2 separate regions of the Mus musculus genome follow, and region 2 is linked to region 1. The links are chromatin loops, found by intact Hi-C in ENCODE. Cell type or tissue: left cerebral cortex. All regions are shown on one strand. Each heading gives the region's core, and the rest is flanking DNA. Links, peaks and the distances in the headings are about the cores only.

Region 1 (5,000 bases), core at 1-5,000:
AATGGGCCCTGGAGAGTTAACTCAGCCACCAGCCTGGGGCCTAGCCGCCCTGGTTTTGGCAGGAATGTCAGGGCACTGGAACCAGCTCTGGGTGTAGGGTTAGACCAGGATGTCTCCGAGAAGAATAAAAGGGACTCTGGCAAAGCTCCAGGGACCAGGTGTTTTCCATTTCTACCCCACAGAGAGAAGACACAGAGGGAAAAGAGCAGAGCGGAAAGAGAGCCTTGGAGCTGAGAGGAAGGAAACCAGAGACAGGATGAAGAGGAGATAGAGAGGCAGGCAGGGAGGACTGAGACAAGAGCAAAGTGAGGGAGGACCTGGGGGAGGATGGAAGCGTGGAGATGTGCTAGCTGCCCTCAGATAAACCTGTGCTCATAGTGATGAGCACTAATCCAGCCCTAGCCAGGGGAACACGTGGGTCCCATGGGCCTTGCTGGGCCTGGCAGCCAGGCCTGGAAGAAGAGGATCCAGGCAGTGGTGGGCACCATGCCACCAGGCTCCTGCCACAGTTGCAGCTGGCTGGCTGGCTGGCTGGCTGGCTGGCTGGCTAAGAGCACCATGTTTGGTAAAACAGCAGGCAATAGCTGAGGCACCTGCCCATGGTCACTGAGGCTCTTGACACATGCTGCACTGAAGCCCCCAGAACCCCTGTGGCTGTTGTCACGTCTGAGGCCTTGCCAAGGAGTCTAGACCTGTGTGTAAGAAGCTGTTCACAGCATGGCCAGAGCCCTCAGGAGACCTGCCACTCTGACTCTGGGCTGTGTCACCTTGGCTTCCTGCCTAAGTGAGAAAGAGACCCAGCAGAGAGCAGGGTAGCCCACTTCTCAAGGAGTGTTTCTTTTTGAATGGCTTCTCAACCAGGCTTTGGGCCTTAGAAAGCCCCAAGACCTCAGCCCCACGGTCCCTAGCACTCACTCTAATTGAAATCTGTTGCTGTGAATATACTGAGGAGTACCCAAGGCAGGGACCAGGGACGGTCTCCTGGGGAACTTGGAGGACAGGAAAGCAAGTTGTAAACAGCTTAATGAGCCATGACAGGGTCGCGCGGGCCAGCCTGGCTTGGGCTGCTAAGTGAGAAAGACCTAGGCACTGAGAGTCTGACCTTGGATCCTCAGGGCTCCCGTCCAGAGAACCATCACCACCACAGGTGCTGGTACGTGTGTGGTGTGGGCATCCACCCTGCGCCAAGCACCGTCTCTCTAGCGTACCCCAGGGGTCCTGCCACAGGAGAGCCTGCTGCAGCCTGGCCTTTCTTCTCTCTGCCTGCTTAAATGTGGGCTCCTCTAGGAAACCCTTCCTGACCACTATGACACTGACCCAGCCCACACCCAGAAATGGCGCCTGTGGTTTCCCTGCCCTGAACCTCTTGGGTGTTTTAGTGGCTTTAGTTGGCCGCTTCCCTCGTCCACTCTCCTTATGGGTAGACGGGACACGTGGTCAGTGTTGAGTGGTTATGCAGTATACGGTCAGCTATGAATGCAGCCTGTTCAAAGGCCCCAGAGGCAGCTCAACAGGAGAGCTGATATGGACTCAGCCAAACCCCTAACCACTGGCTAGCTCTGCCCTGTGAGGCCCTGGCTCAAAGATGCCCTCTCCAGTGTTATTCTGTCTCTAAGGACGGGACCTGTCTCTCTAGCCATAGTTTGGTTCCTCTGGTTTTCTCAGATTATCCCAGCTTCTTATCACTGTTAGATGAAAGTGCTCCAAATGCTCTCTGTGATGTTGTGGGATGAGGCCAACTGATTGGATTACACAATGCATGTTAGGTAGCATTCCTGCTAAGAACGCCTGCCACTCTGTACTTCAGTCGAGGCCTCCTGACAGGCAGAAGGGATGCCAGAATCAGCTCTGTCCACCTCTTTTTGGGAGTTTCCATTGGAAATGTCTGTTACCTTCCCCACCCCAGACGTGCTCTGAACTGGGGTAACCTCAGTGTTCAGCCTGTGCTAGGAAAAGCTCTTGGCAGAGTCACAAGCCAGACTCTGCTGGCCTCCCGCGCGTGTGCGCGCCCCCCATCTGTGTTACCACCCTTCTGCGACTTCCGCATGGGCACCAGCTCCGGGAGGGGGCAGCCGAGCTCCGGGGGCTGCTTGGGAAGAAAGGCAGAGTGGGCCAGTGAGCAGCATTTCTAAAAGTGTCTGTGGTGGGCGAGCGCCTGTGAAGTATGGGGCTGAAATGCGCAGTTCTGTGGGCTGCCCTGAGATGGGAGAAACTGCACCTCCCGTAGATCTAAAGCTCGGGGATAATCTGATGCTGCCGCTAGCCAAAAGGCGTGTGTGTGTGTGTGTGTGTGTGTGTGTGTGTGTGTGTGTGTGTGAGAAGACTTTATAGAGTGAAGCTATGGGGGAGGGGAGGCAAGTCCTCAGCTTAGCTGTTTAGAGGGAAGATCCTAATTACACATATGCCTCCCTCTAAGACCGCTTGTCAGAATTCATGAGACAAAACAGCTTGTGAGGCTGGGGTTTGCCCAAGTCGGCCTCCCTAAATACAGGTTTTACCCATGGCACAGATACCTCTTGGTCTTTACTGTGGGCCTCCTCAGAGGCCCCGGAACTCTTGGCCTCTGTCCTTCACAGTGCATGGCTCCTCCTGGGCTTCAGGCACACTCCCATTTCATCCTGAGCATGCCAGGGCCCAGTAAGCCCCTTGGTTAATGTGCCTCAAGACAAAAAGACCTCCAGGAGAGTCACCTGGTCTGTTGCCACGCTGCCGTCTGTCTAGAGAAGCAGACAGACACTGAAACATGTCAAAGACATGCAAGCAAGCTGGGCCAAGCCATTCCCCACCGCCTGCCCACCCTCCGGACCTAGCGTCAGATAGCCTGACACACACTGTGACCCTGTCAGTTACTTTGTTCCCTCTGCTGTTCCTGTTTCTAACGTGGGATAGCAAAAGTACTTTCTTCAGGGTTTCTGTGGCATTGACTAAAGCAGTTTGTGTGAAGTACCCAGCGCGGTGACTGACAGTACCCACTGTTACCCTTACAATTCCCAGAGAGGTGGCCCTGTGCTGTGACTCTGTGGTGTCCTCTGTTGACTTCCTGGCTCAGGGATGAGGGTCTGGGCCGCTGCCTGTGACTCCCCGCCCCCCACTCACACTTTGCCCCTCTACTCTCACAGCTGAGCTGTTCATGGAGCAGAGACAACTCAAGGAAGCGGGTTTCTGCATCCAGGAGGCTGCTGGCCTCTTCCCCACCTCTCACTCGGTACTCTACATGCGAGGCCGACTAGCTGAGGTGAAGGGCAGCTTCGAAGAGGCCAAGCAGCTGTACAAGGAGGCTCTCACCGTAAACCCGGACGGCGTGCGCATCATGCACAGCCTGGTAAGCCACTCTCCCCTCCCAAGACCTCCCTTCTCATCCCCCTCACCCCGGCAGGTGCCTGCTGCTGCTGCTGCTGATGATGATGATGTCGATGATGCTTCCGGGCATCTCTAGGAGGTGATTTCCTGCCCGCTCTGCTATGAGAGACATCTGTATATGTCTTGTAGGCGTGAGCTGTTTCCCTCCCATCAGAGTCTGCACTGATGGAGGAAGAACTCTGGAAGGGATGAGTTTTTTGGGTTTGTTTGTTTGTTTGTTTGTTTTGTGGCTTCCATGTTGCTGTGAAGTTCTGTATGTGGTCTGCTCTCAAGATCCATGGCCACTCGTTAAAGCCTTACCCTGGGAGATAATCCAGACTCTCCGCAGTTCCAAAAATCGCCTTGTATGAGGGTCCTCAGCCTCTCCTCAGCCATTGGGCTGCCTCTTTCTTTCCAGGGGCGTTCTCTTTCCTGGTGGGACTCAAGGGTCTCAGAGGTGAACCATGTCAAATCTGGCATGAGTGTACATTGAGAAGAGCCCCTGGGCCCAGTTCTGGGACATGGACACAGGATTTGCATACCAGGGACACAGTGACACGCCGGCACCCGTAGTGGGGAGGTTTGGTAGTTGAGAAGCGCTTATCCTGACCTAGCTACCTTCTTCCTTGGGTGGTCATGGGTAGGTGAGCCTATCTCTGAACCTTGAGTGTGCTTATTCATCCAGTGAAGAGTCTCTTGTTAGGGAAGCAGTAATGTGTTCCCTACTCTGACAGAGTAAGACTCTACAGATGACCTTTCACCCCTGTTTTCCTTGCTGCTTCCAGAGAACAGAGAGATGAGGACAGAGTGGTCACTGAAGGGCCACGTAGGAACCCACAGTCAGTGGGACCATGGAGAGGTCTTGGTTCACATCGGATACCCCTTAGTGTTGAGAATGGCTGTTGCAGCAGCTCTAACATCTGGCTCTGGAGAACACAGGGTTGGAGCACAGGGTCCCATGTGGGCGGCGGTCTCCGTTGCCAGATCTTATTCCCCTCTGACAGGAAGCTATAGAAGCTGGGTTTCAAGTTGGGTTTGAGGAGGTCAGGCACGCACTCAGAAATCCCTTGAGAGGATGGGAGCCCAGGGAGAAGCTGGACCGAAGTGTCTTTATTGCTTTGTAACCCACTGGTTCCTGAAAACGGAACCAAGCGAAGATTCCCTGCTCACTTCCCATTCCTGCTGCCGGATCTCTTCTTAGGTTGTATGAATTCTGAGCCCCAGCTAAGAAAAAAAAAAAAAAATCATAGGCCACAATGTCACACAGCCTTGTCTGTCCCTTGCCATGGCTCCCCCTGTCTTGGGGTCAGCCCAGCTAGTGTTTGGTGTTTTACAAGGCACACCTTCTCCTTCCTCCTGCATTTCAGCATTGGCTTTCCAGGTTAATGCCTCACTAGAGGTCACATCCAGAAGTCTGGATTATTGAGGAGGACTGGGCTGCCGCCATTCCTCGTGGATCTGAGCCCGAGACCTCAACCCCCAAACCCAACAGAATCCAGTAACAAGTACAATTTTGAAGTAACAGCGTACCATTTTTCATTTATGCTTATTATTGTTTGTAGCTATTTTCTTGAAATTGAAGCAGTTTCCAACCATGGGTTTCCATGGTAACCGAATAGCCGTCCAGAGTAGCTCCCTGCAGATGTTACTGAAAATGGTCC
Region 2 (15,516 bases), core at 6,110-11,109, 100 kb after region 1:
TCAAAGAAAATCACCATGTCAGGTCTCTGTGAAATAAGGGAAAAAAAGACAACTTTAGAGGAGGCAGTGACTGAGCCAGGCCAGGGCAACGGTGGCTGATAAGCATTTGTGCACAATTCTCAGGATGTCACAATGGCTTCCTTTCCAAACCCTTCCCAGGAACTAAGAAAACAAAATGCTATTTGCCAATCAACCCATCAATCAACATTTTTCAAGTAAGAATTAAGAGTATAAAATGGCACCCCACACTTATAATTCTAATGTTTCAGATCTTAGTTTTTAGAATCCGAATGAGAAAACCGTGTTACCTGGATTTATCTGTTTATGTGTTGGGGAGGGGGTCATGTGCATGTGTGAGGCATGTGTGTGTGGGGGTCAGAGGATAACTTTCAAGAGACATTTCTCTCACCGTAGATTTGGAGATAAAGCACGGGTTATACAACCTAAGTAGTGTCAATACTACTACTACTACTATTATTATTATTATTTATATTTTGAGACAGGGTCTGTGTATCCCTAGCTGCCCTGGGACTCTTTTTTTTTTAATTATGTATTTTCCTCAATTACATTTCCAATGCTATCCCAAAAGTCCCCCATACCCTCCCCCCCACTCCCCTACCCACCCATTCCCACTTTTTGGCCCTGGCATTCACCTGTACTGGGGTATATAAAGTTTTCGTGTCCAATGGGCCTCTCTTTCCAGTGATGGCCGACTAGGCCATCTTTTGATACATATGCAACTAGAGTCAAGAGCTCCGGGGTACTGGTTAGTTCATAATGTTGTTCCACCTATAGGGTTGCAGTTCCCTTTAGCTCCTTGGGTAATTTCTCTAGCTCCTCCATTGGGGGCCTTGTGACCCATCCAATAGCTGACTGTGAGCATCCACTTCTGTGTTTGCTAGGCCCCGGCCTAGTCTCACAAGAGACAGCTATATCAGGGTCCTTTCAGCCAACGCTTGCTAGTGTATGCCATGGTGTCCTGGGACTCTTTATGCAGACCAGGTTAGCATCTAACTTGTGAGAGAATGCTTTTGCATTTGCTAAGGACTGAGATTATAGGTGGGCATCGGAGTGCCTCGCCATTAACTAGGACTTAAAAACCAACGGTTTCATAGGGAAAGGCCATCCTCAGAAAACTGTGAAAATAAAGGTCACAAACGTCACTGTCATCCTGAGAGGTTTGCTCCTGGGTCTTCCATTCGCCCACTGTGTAAGCTTTCAATGCCTCTGACTTTGATGTCTTCAAGGTGATATGAATAAATAAGACCCACCCCCAAGGAGCGGGGCAAGAGGGAACTGAAATGAATTATAAAAACCGCTTGGCACAGTGTCTGCCACATAGTAAATGCTCAGTAGGTTCAGTTATTATTAATAGTGATGTGGTATTAACAATTCATGAGGAAAGTGACCCTTACACCCCAGCAGAGCAACTACTGCCCCAGGCTGGAGGGAAATGAAGAGCGCTATGGTCGGTACTGTGTATGGAAAGAGCTCTATGGTCGGTACTGTGTATAGATGATGCAATTCTTCAAAACATCTCAAATTCTATTTTCGCACAGAAAGAAACAACAGAGACACAGAGAGAAAAGAACTCAAAAAAAAAAAACTTTAGCAAGTTCTTTGTGTGTGTGTGTGTGTGTGTGTGTGTGTGTGTGTGTGTGTGTGTCTGTTTTGAGACAGGGTTTCTCTGTGTAGCCCTGGCTGTCCTGGAACTCACTTTGTAGACCAGGCTGACCTCGAACTCAGAAATTCGCCTGCCTCTGCCTCCCGAGTGCTGGGATTAAAGGTGTGTGCCACCACTGCCCAGCGAATAAGTTCTTCTTACAGACTGGGAATTATCTGGGCCCGTTATTGATGTTCTGGGCTAGTCCGGGCTCCTACTCTCAGTTGGGACTGATGCGGCTCTGGCCAGTGGAAGGGGAAGGATTGACACGTAGGAGAGAGGCAATGAGGATTGTCAGAGGCACCACATGGCCTGAAGAAGCTCAGGCCTCTGTAATACTTGTTGGACTGAAAGTATTATTTATTCTTCTGCTGTCTCTGCTCCTATCCTTGGAAATCTGCTGGTTTTTAGAGATGGCCAGGGCAGATGACAGACAGCGACTTCTCCTGAACGGTACGGTACTGTGTCCTAGGGCAACAGCAGCCCATGTTTTTACTTTAGGCATTCACACGTCTTGCAGATTTAAAGCTATATATTTTCTTAGGACAGTGGGCACCCAGGCTCCTGATGATAGCCAACATGATGTCAGCCAGAGCCAATGAAGGGTTGCTGGTAAGGTTTGCTTAATACTCCTCAGTCAACAGCAGATCCAATCTGGACCCAACTCAGGCAGGACTAACTAAACACAGAAGTCCAAAATGGCTTTATCAGGTTGGACAGGGTCTGAATAATGAGATGTCGCAGACTGGGCAGCCGGAGCAACTCCAGCCTGCCTGGATTCAGACATAGATGTAACGTACGTGGACACAGAGAGATTTTGCACATAAAGAAGTGACGATAGCAGGAAGTCAAACCTGCGTGGCCTGTCGGGCACAGCCAGAGGGCTTCTGCGTAGGGTTGGGGAAGGATAGAGGGAGACCCTGATCTAGCTAGGGAGGAAACACCCAGAAGAACAAGAAACATGGATGCAAATCTACGAAGCTTCCATTAATGGCTTCCCTGCACTTAGAGCAGAGATTTCAACTCCGCTAATGGGGATCAAGGCAGTCACAGTAGGAAGAAAGCTTTCCAGCTTCACCTCCTTCCTGTAGTCTCCTGACACAGCATCTAAGGGAAAGAACACAAGGGCAAGCCTAGCTGAGAAGTCACCTAAAATTAGAGAGAACCAAAGTTTGTTTAAAAATGAGCCTTAAAGGTCATAATTCCCAGATTTGTATATTTGAATCGTTAAGGGGGCATTTTAAAAAACACTCAAAGTTCAGTCTACAGATCAGACCAAATATGTCACAATCTCTAGACGTGGGTCACGAACGTGAGAAACTGTCAAAGCCTTCCCTTCAGTGCACTGTGTAACAAGTTTGGAAACATGAGTAACATATGTTTATAATTCTAAATTATAGCGCTAGAGAATATAAGGCAGGCGTATCAGAGTTCAAGCTGACCCTTGACTACGTAGTGAATTGAGGTCACTCTGATCTACATAGCAAGCTGCAAGGAGGGATACAAAGAGAAGCCCTGTTAATTTGTCTTTATCTTAAGTGCACTGGTGTTTTGTCTGCCTGTATATCAGGTTGAGGGTGTCAGAAGCCCCGGAACCGGAGTTACAAACAGGTGTGATCTGCCTTGTGGGTGCTGGGAACTGAACCTGGATCCTCTGGAAGAGCAGCAGCCAGTACTCTTTAACCACTGAGCTATCTTACCACTGTTGTTTCCTGTTTTACTTGTTTGCAATTTTTTTAAAGATTTATTTATTAATATATGTAAGTACACTGTAGCTGTCTTCAGACACTCCAGAAGAGGATCTTGTTGTGGATGGTTGTGAGCCACCATGTGGTTGCTGGGATTTGAACTCTGGACCTTCAGAAGAGCAGTCGGGTGCTCTTACCCACTGAGCCATCTCACCAGCCCTTGTTTGCAATTTTTAAAAGTGTTTATCAAGGCTTAAGAAAAGCGGGGGAACAGACAGATTCATCCTTGAAAGCAGGAAGAGCTAAGCCCCAGTCGTTACTGAGCAAGCGATTTGAACTTGGAGCGTGGAAGCAGGAGCTCACCGCTTTGTTTTTATGGATGCAGCAATATATATATATATATTTTTTTTCTTTACAGAATGTTCACATCCATGACCTAATTTTAACTTGCCTCTCTGTGCAAGCAGGGAGAGTATTATTTTTCTCTTCTACTTCCACAGATGGGAAACCAGTCTCATGACTCGCTCAGCAATACAGAGTGAAGCCAGCGGCAGGAATGCAAGCAGAATGCTGTTCTCAGAAATCTCAGCTGAAGGTTCTTTCTCCATACTGTGTGTGGCCTGGGTGAACCGCAGAGCTTTGTGTGTGTGCACGTGAGAGAGAGAGGGAGAGAGAGACAGAGAGAGAGAGACAGAGACAGAGACAGAAAGACAGAGACAGAGAGAGATAGAGAGACAGAGACAGAGACAGAGACAGAGACAGACAGAGAGATCGAGAAAGAGAGAGCGAGGATTACCAGTGACAGGCAACACAACAAAGCGTGACACCTGTGAGCTGACTAGAATCGTTCTGTTATTAGGAAGGGAAAGACCAGGACAAACATCAAGAGTCACATCAAGGTGGCAGCAAGAGCTGGCTGCCCACCCTTGAGGATTCAGCACCAGTACTGACTGACCTTGACACAAAATTTGCCTCCAAATTCCACTGGGGAAATAGACAGGGACAAGGTCATTAAAGTCACACCAAGGGAGTTTTAGGGGAAGAGAAATGAGAGTCACTCCGAGGTTTTGTGCTTCGGTTTGTTTAACAGTCTGAAGCTTACGTTGGTTGTGAGAGTGACAGAGACTGGCTGTTGCCCTGGGTTCTACACATTGGCAAGAAAAATTCTACTGAAAGGCACAACCACGGTAGGCTAAAAGGAAAAGGTATGGGGCCTGAGACGGCAGTGCAGCTCAGTCCAAGCAAAGACTGAAGCCAGGAACTTAGCCGTTGTGGGAGACTTAGAAAGTTCTCGGCACAGTGTGATCAACCATATCTGTGTACGAAATGTCAGAGCAAAACTTATTTCTCTGCGTGCTCACCAAAGATAATCTTTTAAAAAGATAACAAATCCGGATGCTGGTGGGCTCACACCTTCAGTCCCAGCACTCAAGCTGCAGGGGCAGGCAGATCTGTCTCGCTGAGTTACAGTCCAACCTGATCTACATACTGAGTTCCAGGGCTGTATAGTGAAACCCAAACCATACATTTGCAACTATAAAATTCATGTTTCAGCTATGGGAACTACACCCACCTCTCCCACCACCCCTCTGCTGTGTGAACCAGGTCTACCTATCATCCTTCTCAAATATAGATTCCAAAATGCGGCCTTAGTCCAGTCAGCTATTATCTGGGTCAGAGCAAACTGTGATAAACAGCTACAGGGAGCCACCTCCTAAGGTGCAGTAAGACATTTACAGACAGGAATGTTTTACGCTAAGTGCGCACCTCAAAATGCATCTACTGGTCATGCTGGGAGGCCTACACTCAGAGGAAAATGGACAATAAGAAATGTTCTCAATGAAGCAGAGAAGTAAATGGAAAATGTAGGATACAGTTAACCCAGCACAGTCACTATGGAAGGCAGCTTTGCGTCCCTCCATAAATAACACATAAATAAATCTCCACACTCTGACAACTCCATTGCTGGGTATAAAACCTAAGAGAACTGAAAGCGGTTAAACAAACTTGTTTACAAATGTCGATGTCTACATCATCCACAACGGCGGAAAAGAATGAACAACCTAAATGTCCATCAAGGAATCAGTGAGTGACAATGGCCATTCAGTGGACTATTGATTATAGAGAGAAGCAAATACTGGTAGATGCCAAAGTGTAAATGGATCATGAAAACAGGAATTCAAGGCCAAGGGTTAGGAGCCCCGCCCCGCCCCGCCCTGCCCCACCCCGCCCCACCCCCATCACATGCAACTTCAGGAACAGAAAGGCAGAGGATGAGGAACGAGGAGGTGGAGAATGACAATGTGTACAGAGGTGTCACTGCAGTTCAGAGCATGATCTGCTCAGTCCTGGAGACCCCCAGGAGACCGCCAGAGACCACAAGGCCAATGTAGGCACATTAGAGTTCAGACTTGAAACACAATCCTCCCCGCAAGACCGATTAGGAATGCAATGCTCAGGTCTAGGGGCTTAGGGTTTATATAGGGGAAATGCACAAACAAGCTGGGGCCTTCAAGAACTGATAGCGTTTTGTTTTTTGTTTTTTGTTTTTTGTTTTTTTTTCCCAGACAAAAAAGAGAGACCGTATATCTAGAAAAGGCCCTCTTTGACCTGGAAAGGAGTAACTCGTTCTGTTATCAGTGGCCGGCCAGTGCGGTCTTTCCTGTTGTTGCGAGCTGGCTGTAGCTGTTTTTGACTGCTGGGAACGCTCGGTTGTCTCTTTCCCAGAGCCTAAGGGTGGGGGTCTTATCACTTCAAGGACATTAATTCTCTGCTTTCTCCAAAAGACAGGAGATAGCGATGCTGGAGGGAGAACTGGCTGCACTGGGGGTGGGGAGAGAAGGGTGGCTGCTGTTGCCTGACTGCCCCAGGGCTTACACTGAGGGGGAATGCTGGCTGCCTTTTGTTTCTTTAAGCATATGGCTTCAGAAGACAGGGGTTCAGACCCCAGCATCCTTAACAGGTGGCTCACAGCTATCACAAACTCTAGCACCCAGGCATTCAATACCCTCTCTGGCTTCTGTAGGGGCCAGTATCTACATGATGCTCATACATGCAAATAGACACAAATACATACATACACACCAAATAAAATAAGTCTTAGTGGATAGAAGATCTCCATGTGGGACCATTTAAAATGTTGAGCTTGGGTGTATGTTAAGCCTGAGAATCACAAGAGAAAGACCGGTTCCACAGATACTAGAATCCTAATCTTGTAAGTCATAATAAATCTAAATCCTCAGTGGATTTACCGTATAAGCCAGGAGACACTATCACTATCCCTGTCACTATCCCTGTCACTATCCCTGTCACTAACCCTGTCACTATCCCTGTCACTATCCCTGTCACTATCCCTGTCACTATCCCTGTCCAAAAAGCCCCTAACTCTCTCCTGCTTCCTCTCTTCCTCCATCCAACCCAGAAGTCCTGCCTACTCACCCAGTGATTGGTCCCTTTATTCATTGGGGGTGGGGTGGAGTTCACAAGAAGTCACCTGAGTATGCGACTCATCCGTTTGGTCCAGACAACCCTTCCTGAGAAAGCAGAATTAACATCAAAATACAGGCATCACCAGGGCCATTCACAACAAAAGGGCAAATCCATTAGACTGCCATAGTTTTCCATCAGGGCCAATCCGGGACAAGCACGCATCCTAACATATTTCCTGCCTCGGTACCTCCTGTCTACATGTGACCAAGCACATCTGGTTGGTGCAGTTGGGTCAAACAAACTTGTTTAGGGGAGTGAAAACATGAACAATACCCCCTCCACCCCCGGAATTCAGGAAGTGTCTGCCTTTGGGCCAGTGGTTTACAGGTTAGAAGTATTTTTATTCCATGGATTTCTTAGGCACAGTAGTTAACTCTTAAAACGTAAGCTGGTGATCATGTGAAGTGGTGCACACCCTGAATCAAGATCTCAAGATCAAGGCCAGTGCGGATCCTGTCTCAAAAGAACCAACTAACCAACCAACCAACCAACCAACCAACCAACCAACCAATGTCTGTAACTGAGAAGCAGTGATAGTTATATGCCATTTGAAACAGCAGGTATCTCCTGGGCTCCACACTTTAAACTGGCCAAAATGATAAATGTGGGTTTTATCACAATGGAAAGGGGAGAGGGGGCCTGCAAGATGACTCCCTTAGCAAAAGCATTGTTCCCTCTCTGGGGTCCACAAGGTAGAAAGAGAACTGACTCTTGTCCTTTGAGTGCCATGCATCTCTCTGTCTCTGTCTGTCTCAGTCTCTGTCTCTTTCTGTCTCACAGACACACAGACACACACACACACACACACACAAAATCAATCAATCAATCAATCAATCAATTGTACAAAAGCCCTCTGAGAGACTAATTACACCACTACCCTAGAGTAGCCTAGTTGGAGACTTGGGATGATGTCACTTACTCAGTCACCATGAATGGCGGGCGCATTGTGTGCCAAGTTGTGCCGGCATCAATCACATGGAGAATAAAATGCCCAGCTCCCAGCCTGTGAGAGCTAATGGATGGACAGACACAAAAATATATAATTTTTGTTTTTGAAGAAAGGTTTCTACTATATATCCTGTACTGGCTTTGAACTCATGATCTTCCTGTCTCAGACTCTGCAGGGTTGGGATTACAGGCATATACTATCAAGCCCAGATTAATAGGGGATTTTAATCCTGGGCATTAAGGGAGAAGATGTCAACACGCTCGGGATGTTTGATCTAGAATACTTCGGGAGGGTAAGGAACACCCAGCACATTCCTAGGCGGTGAGTAGGACTTTCCCCACGAGGTGGCAAGAACAGAGGAGCCCTCCAGACAGAGCAAGGCAAGGCAGAAAGGTACAGAGGAGGTGAGACATCTGGTGGCTACGTCAACCTTCATCAGAGAACAAGCCGTTCCACTGAGTCAAGAGAAGAAGAAAATTCAAGAGAGGAAAAGTGGTCACTGGAGTCATATCTTCAGCCAGATCAAATAAAACAGAGGCCGGAAGTAACCACGGACTGGACAATGGAGACCATTCTCGGGCCATTCTCAGGCTCTGCACATTTTATGTTCCTGCGAGGCCTTGAGAGTGAAATTTGTCTAGGAAGGAAGCCACAGCTCTGGAAAGACAGCACTTACATACCCAGGAGAAAGACAGCAGAGATAAATGGAGAGAGACTGAATAAAGAGAGAAGGGAACAGACAGAGTTGCCAAGGCGGGAGGCTCTCAGTGGGACCTGGCATATTAGGAGACCCTGGCTTCTCCCAGATATGGAGCAGGGGTTACAAAAGGGAGGAAGATACGTTCCCTGCTGGGCCAGAGGAACAAGTGCTTCCCCCTCCCCTTTCTGTTTTCCCGGTGAGATTTAAGGGTGAGAAATACTCTGAAAAGCCAATATGGGAGAGGGTGAACTCGCTGCCAGGGAGTCCGAGACGGCTTACCAGGCTGCTCAGCAGCCCGCTGAGGCTGCAGATGACTTTGTAGTAGCGCCAATCTGCGTGGGCTGTGATTTTCTCCAGCAGAGCTCCTGAACCTGGGAGCCCAGATGTCAGGGTGGGGGCTGTGGTGTGGAGGGAGAGCTAGGGTCCCGCCTCATAGGGGCGGGGCTGAGGCGAAGGGACCTAGCAGGGGGAGATGGTTTGGGAGGCTGAGGGGCTGGCTGGTGAAGCCTAGGCTAACAGGGAAGGGAATGAAGTGTGTGGGGAGGAGGGAGGGCGTTGACAGTGCATGGCAGTAGCTGGGATTTCTGGAGGTGGAAAGCTGAGCACACTGGGAGTTGCGAGTGGGCGGGCAGGGAGGAGGAGGCCCTGATCACCGTGGGCTGGGGAACAATTCAGGCAATATGTAATCAAGTGCTAGCGAGGATGGTTGGGAATCTAAGTGGGCTTAGGGAGGTGGCTAGGAATGAGAGCTGAGAGCATGGATCGAGGACAAATCCAGCGCTAGGCAGACTGCCAGCTAGGAATTCAAGGTGACAACAGAACAGCCGATGTCTCTATGCCTAGGAGTCCCTGGGCAGATGATACCTCGCAGAGGACATGGCCTCTGTAATGTCAGTGAAGGAGGAGACTAAAGCATGGGAGAGACTGGAGATTCCGGAGCTCTGCCTGTGTATAGCCGGGCACTCTGGGTAGCACTTGCCATCGGCGCCGCCCTTCCTCCTGCCTCTCACCACGGTTCTTCAAGCGCGTCTCTGACGCTCTTCCCACATCACGTTCCGCTCAGCCTTTCAAAGAGCCAAACACTGTATTCTCACAGGTCAAGGCCGTGGCTTTTGAGGGAGATAGAAAAACAGTCTACAGCATTTTATATGGCCTATAGGAGCCTGAGAACAGAGAGGTTAAGCTCGTGGATCAGGAGGGAGTGGGACGGAGGGCGGGGCGGGGCAGGTCAACCCGATTGTTAACCCGACTGGGATGGAACTCTGATTTGATTTTTTTTCTTTCCTGCCTACTTCCTGGTAACCCAAACCCTGAGCCTGCTTCTATTTCCTTCCTACATTCTGGGCTGGAGTTAGAGTCATCATTTCTGGGACTCTTTTGTGTAACACTCATCTCCTCTCTCTCTCTCTCTCTAATCCCACTACTTTGGCCCAGGTGAAGTACCCCACAGTCCGGTCCGGTCCGTGCACTAATGACCGGAACTGAGGTCAGCTCAATGCTTTCTCATTTAAATTTCATTCCAGGGGTGAGAATTTGCCGCAGTTTGTCCCGGAATGGGCCCCAGGCACACTCTTTTAGAACCTGCTTCTAAAAGCTGTTCTTCCATGTCTGGGAGGTACAACATAGCCTTCCAGAAGACTCGCCCTTTGTAATCTTACACGAACTGGGCTTGATACTTAATGTTAAAATAACTGGAGATTCCATATTGGCTACGGGGTGAGTGGGGGAGGGGGACACCAGCAGCCACAGCTGGAAACGCAGCTTCATAGTAAAACACTTGTCCGCCATGTGTGAAGCCTCGGGTTCAATCCTCAGTACAGGGGATATGTATGTATGTGTGTAGTGTCTCAGGTGTATACACAAGAAGCTATTATTTAAGAAGTCAGTACAGCACTGACTTCTTAGTGGGTTTTTGTGAGGCTCCTGGTTCCCAGGCCAGTGGGCTTGGCAGGGAAGGGGTTTGTTCTGGTTAGTTGGGTTTGAAGTAAGAGCTCTGGAGATGAGGTATACAGATTCTTGGAAATGTCTCCCTTGGCTCAGTACTGCCTTGCTTACAGATCTCCCTGGGTCTTGCAGTAATTGCCCTTGAAGGTGTTTGCTTCCTGGAAGAAGCACACTGTAAGTTATAAAAACAGAAAACCAGGATATTTTTATAAGAAGCTCAGTTTAGTTTGGGGGCGGAGGCAGGCAGCTGAAGGACAAAGTGTGCCAGCTGCAAACTCGTCAAGATCGCTAGACTGTACGGTACTGTAAGACCAGGAAGGCCCCCACCCTGCGTCCCCTAGGGTGGAAAGATGGGAGACAGTTGTCCCAACCCCCACACGCGTCCTCCCACACCCCACGCCCCACCCCCCACCCAGGCCCAGAGACTTCCTTTCTGAGGCCTCAGATGCTCTTCGAATTTGTTGACACAGAAACAGAATTTTCCTGGCTTTTTCCGATCTTATCTTTCATCCCCACTCAACTAGACCTAAAAGAGCAAATGTACACAAAATCCACAGTCGACCCAAGAAACCCTGCTGGGTACCTCCCTACCGCTGATGCAGCGTGACTAAGATAAGGCTAACCAAGTTCACCCACAGGGTTCTGTGCACTTCCTTCCTTCCTTCCTTCCTTCCTTCCTTCCTTCCTTCCTTCCTTCCTTCCTCCCTCCCTCCCTTCCTTCCTTCCACATCAACAGCCCCTCTCAGGTTCAGTTGGGTGATCATTCACTGACATTTTGGAATTAATTCCAATGCCTATGTGCCCTGTCTTCCGGAGGTGTTTCTTTTGGACAGAAGAGATCAAGAGAAGCAAGGGACTCATTTTTATGTCTCCAAGACATTACTACCATTCATTAAGCATCTACTGTGTGCCTTATCCTGAACCGGGTTCTTTGCACCATCTAAACAGTGAGCTCAGCTTAAACTGACTCCATGTCTGTAAAGTATTTAGCGCTGTATCTGGCACATAATGCTGAGTGTCATCTGGGTCTAACTATCTAAACCTGAGGCAGGAAGGCTGAGAGTTTGACACCACTCTGAGCAAAGTAGAAAGTCCCAAGCCAGTCTAAGCTACACAATGAAAGCCCCCAAAATCAAACACAAACAAGAAACTTGTTGCTCTTGCAAAGGACCTGGGTTCGGTTCCCAATACCCACATAATGGCTCACGACCATCATTATCCACGTTCTTGGGATCCCACAGGCATGCAAAGTGTACACCCCTTTATTCAAACAAAGCATTCACAGCACAAAGTAAATAAAGAGAAATTTTTAAAGAGGAAAAATATCTATGCTGATGAGACAGGTGTTACAATATCTCATTAAAAAAATTAAAAAGAAAAAATATACACTGGGCAGTGGTGGTGCATGTCTCTAACTCCAACACTCAGGAGGCAGAGGCAGGCAGATCTCTGAGTTCGAGGCCAGCCTGGTCTACAGAGTGAGTTCCAGGACAGCCAGGGCTACATAGAGAAACCCTGCAAAAACCAAACCAACCAAGCAAAACCACTAATTTGTTTAGAGTGTGTGTGCCTGTGTGTGCAGGTACATCTGTGTGCAGGTACACACACACACACACACACACACACACACACACACACACACTGATGCATATGCATATGGAAGCAGAGAATCATGTCCATTTGATTAGACCGGCTGCCCAGCAAGCCCTGGAATCCTTCTACTCCACCTCCCCAGCTCCGGGATTGTAGGTACACAGTACCATGCCTGACTACTCAGCTCCCCAGCTCCGGGATTGTAGGTGCACAGTACCATGCCTGACTACTCAGCTCCCCAGCTCCGGGATTGTAGGTGCACAGTACCATGCCTGACTACTCACCTCCCCAGCTCCGGGATTGTAGGTGCACAGTACCATGCCTGACTACTCACCTCCCCAGCTCCGGGATTGTAGGTGCACAGTACCTTGCCTGACTACTCAGCTCCCCAGCTCCGGGATTGTAGGTGCACAGTACCATGCCTGACTACTCACCTCCCCAGCTCCGGGATTGTAGGTGCACAGTACCATGCCTGACTACTCACCTCCCCAGCTCCGGGATTGTAGGTACACAGTACCATGCCTGACCTTTACATGGGAATTGGGAACTTTACCGTCTAACCCAGTGGTTCTCAAACTGGGTTGCAACCCCTTTAGGAGTTGCATATATCAGATGTCTACATTACAATTCATATTAGTTGAGGATGTATCCTGTCCAAGGCTATCCTGGCCTCCATAGCAAGACTTTAAAAACCATGTTTATTTTGAAAAACAATTCTTTAACACGAGCAGCCTTTCCGTCAGATTTCTCCCTCATTACCTCCCAGAGAAATGGAGGCTTTCTCCCAGCTGCTACTTACAGCATCTTATTGTCGGGGAAGTGACAGCCTGTGAAGAGAAGAACGTCCCCGGAGCCCGAGAACGTCAGAGGCAAGCTCCAGCATAAGCCTCTTTGATTTATTCCTGTTCCCAAGAGGGAGCTGGGAAAGAGATGACACTCGGTCTATTTTCTTCTAGAACACGACCCACGGCCGAGTGTCTGGTGAGTTACGACGGCGCTCGTCCACGCCCCACCCACCCCTTCCTCACCCATCCAGCCTGGCACTCTGTCATTTGATGCAGCCCCCATGCATTTCCTGGAAAAGGTGTTTGGCTTCCTCTGACAATGGTAGGAAACTTGGTTAGAAGTTAGTGTTAACGAGGTCACCTTGAATTAGCCAGACAAGACAATCTCAGAACAACTTCCTGACTCCGGGACTGTCTAACTCCTGATTGAGTCTGTAGGCCTACAAAGGCAAAAGCCGACTTATGACTGATGGCTCGGCTAGAAAAATAGCCCAGATTCTATTGCCTAAGCTAGGAGTGATAGTCTCTTTATCCACTCTGACAGGTACAAAGGACAGCAACACACCCAGACAACTCAGGGACTGCTTGCCCACTTCTAGACAGGAGAGGAGTCTAAATGGCATGAGGAAGTCACTCTGAGGCTCCTTCTAGGCTGTCTCCATTATCCACAATGATTAAATAGAGCTGGCCCTGCTCAGTTCTTAAATCACACAGGATACCTGGACTTTGTTGCGCTACCCCTGAGTAGCCATGCTACAAAAGCTTTTCTCTCCATGTGGAAGAATATTGGTCCACAAGGCTGGGTGTGGTTTTGTTCAGCTTTCTCATGCACCAATATTATTTTTTCTGTCGAATCTCATGCCTGGAGCTAACGAAATTCAAAACTGGGCTCCCAATGCGTTAAGGGCTGGCTCTGTGGTCTCCAGGATCAGAGTTTCCTGAGTGAGACGCTGGGGAAGCCTGCCCTGGAAGGGTTGAGCGGACCATATGCAGCTCTCTCCCTCCAGGCCTCTGATCGCATCAGACTGCCAGCTGCAGATGGGCTCAGGTGCTGGGCACAGAGCCCAGGCTGGAGCAAGGCTAAATGCAGCCTAAGGGATAGACAGGGCTTTCAGTAGAATCTGAATGCAAGCCGGGCGTGCTAATGCGCCTCTGTTATCCCACCCCTCAGGACATTGGAGCAAGAGGATAGAGAGTTCAAGGCCAGCCTGGACTACATAGAGACTTCTAGGCCAGTATGAGCTACAGAGGGAGACCCTGGCCTCAAGCCCAAAACAAACTAACAAATTCTGGGACTTTGTCTGCCAGTAGGGAGGGGAAGCTAGGTCTGTAGAGAGAGAGGAAGGGAATCTATCTAGGAAAACAATATACGGAAATCAGAAGGTTGGAGCTAAAAGTAAACTCAGAAAGCAAGCAAAAAAAAATCCCAGCCAATAGATATTTGCTCAAAGTATCAAGACAGGTCAGTCGAAAGGGGTGGATCCTGTCAACAAATGGCAAAGAAGTGTTTGACTATGTGCAACATGAACCTCAACCACTGCTCATCCTAAACAGAAGGATTCATTAGAATTGATCTGTAAATGTTGAAACTATGAAAACAACATAAGATAAAATATTAGCCTCCTTGAATTTGGGGGAAAACTCTTAGTGTAATGATGATACCATACTTAATGCCACTGAACTACACACTTAAAAATGTTTAAAATAGTCTGGGAGGTGGTGGTGCATGTCTTTAACTGTAGCACTTCAGAGGCAGAGGCAGGGGGGATCTCTGAGTTCGAGGCCAGGCTAGTCTACAGAGTGAGTTCCAGGACAGCCAGGTCTACATAGAGAGACTCTGTCTCAAAAACCCAAAACAACAACAACAAAATATTAAAATAGTGGAATTTATGATACCTATATTTTACATACACACACACACAGACACGCACATGTCTATTCCAGAATATCTTTTGTTCTGTTATTTGCCAAGAAAAAAAGCATGACTGTGGACACCCCCACCCCCTCAGCATATTAGACTTCACCCAAACTGTAAGTCTTTCAGGTACAGTGGTTCATGTTTGTAATTTCAGCATCAGGAGAAAAGGGCAGAAGGTTCTTTGCAACTCTGAAGCCAGTCTGGTATGTGTAGAAAGTTCTGTGCCAGTCAGGGACAGGCAGAGACCCCACCTCAATTTAAAAGAAAAGAAAAAAAGGGAAACCTTGGTTCATCAAAAGACTCAAAAGTGAAAGAGATGAGAAAACTTAGAAAACTGACAAAAAACTTAGAATATATAAAGAGTTCTTACAACTCAACAATAAGAAAAGTAACCCAATTTTGATCTAGTGGGACGGCTCAGAGGGTAAAGCATTTCCTATGTAAGCTTTACAATCCGAGCTGGATGCACGGAGCCCACGGGGTCTCACATGGAAAAGAGAACTACTCTAGGAGCTGTCCTTTGACCATTACGTTACCCCCACACTGTGGCATTGGTGGCACACACATGACATACACATGTGCACACACACCTGAGCACACACCCCGACAAGAATGAGTATGATAAACAAAACTAAAAATAAAAGAAAAATACCTCAGTTTTTAAAAATTGAGCCAAAGTTTTTGGCAAATATCTCCTGTAGGGTTCAAAGACAGCAAATAGACACGCAAAAGGACCTTTGCATAGCTAGTCATTAGATACAAAAAATGCAAATTAAAAGCTAATGAG

The links. Peaks named below come from ENCODE experiments on the same cell type or tissue, not always from the same donor. Only the 100,000 strongest peaks of a DNase experiment are listed, where the experiment ranks them.
Region 2: a loop joins it to region 1, with 7 times the contacts of the local background. A loop is called at or near these places in 1 of 42 quality-filtered maps.

What each region holds. Positions count from the first base shown.
Region 1 is chr17:87,367,340-87,372,339 of GRCm38, forward strand. Ttc7 (tetratricopeptide repeat domain 7) reads left to right here. Exons shown (of 20, transcript NM_028639.3): 19 at 3,120-3,322. It overlaps LOC102632541 (a long non-coding RNA gene), which reads right to left. Exons shown (of 3, transcript XR_003952232.1): 2 at 3,369-4,563. Among named protein-coding and RNA genes, the nearest start is that of Stpg4, 58 kb to the right of the region's middle. In left cerebral cortex, for the core only: a CTCF peak has its summit at 2,066 (motif pointing right); DNase peaks (open chromatin) are centred at 428 and 2,141; H3K27ac peaks cover 4,230 bases.
Region 2 is chr17:87,464,908-87,480,423 of GRCm38, forward strand. It overlaps Gm30938 (a long non-coding RNA gene), which reads right to left and starts at 9,661. Exons shown (of 4, transcript XR_385891.4): 1 at 8,769-9,661; 2 at 7,760-7,852; 3 at 6,790-6,884; 4 at 1-26. In left cerebral cortex, for the core only: no CTCF peak of the experiment used is centred there; DNase peaks (open chromatin) are centred at 8,824, 9,104, 10,090 and 10,648; H3K4me3 peaks cover 1,259 bases; H3K27ac peaks cover 2,925 bases.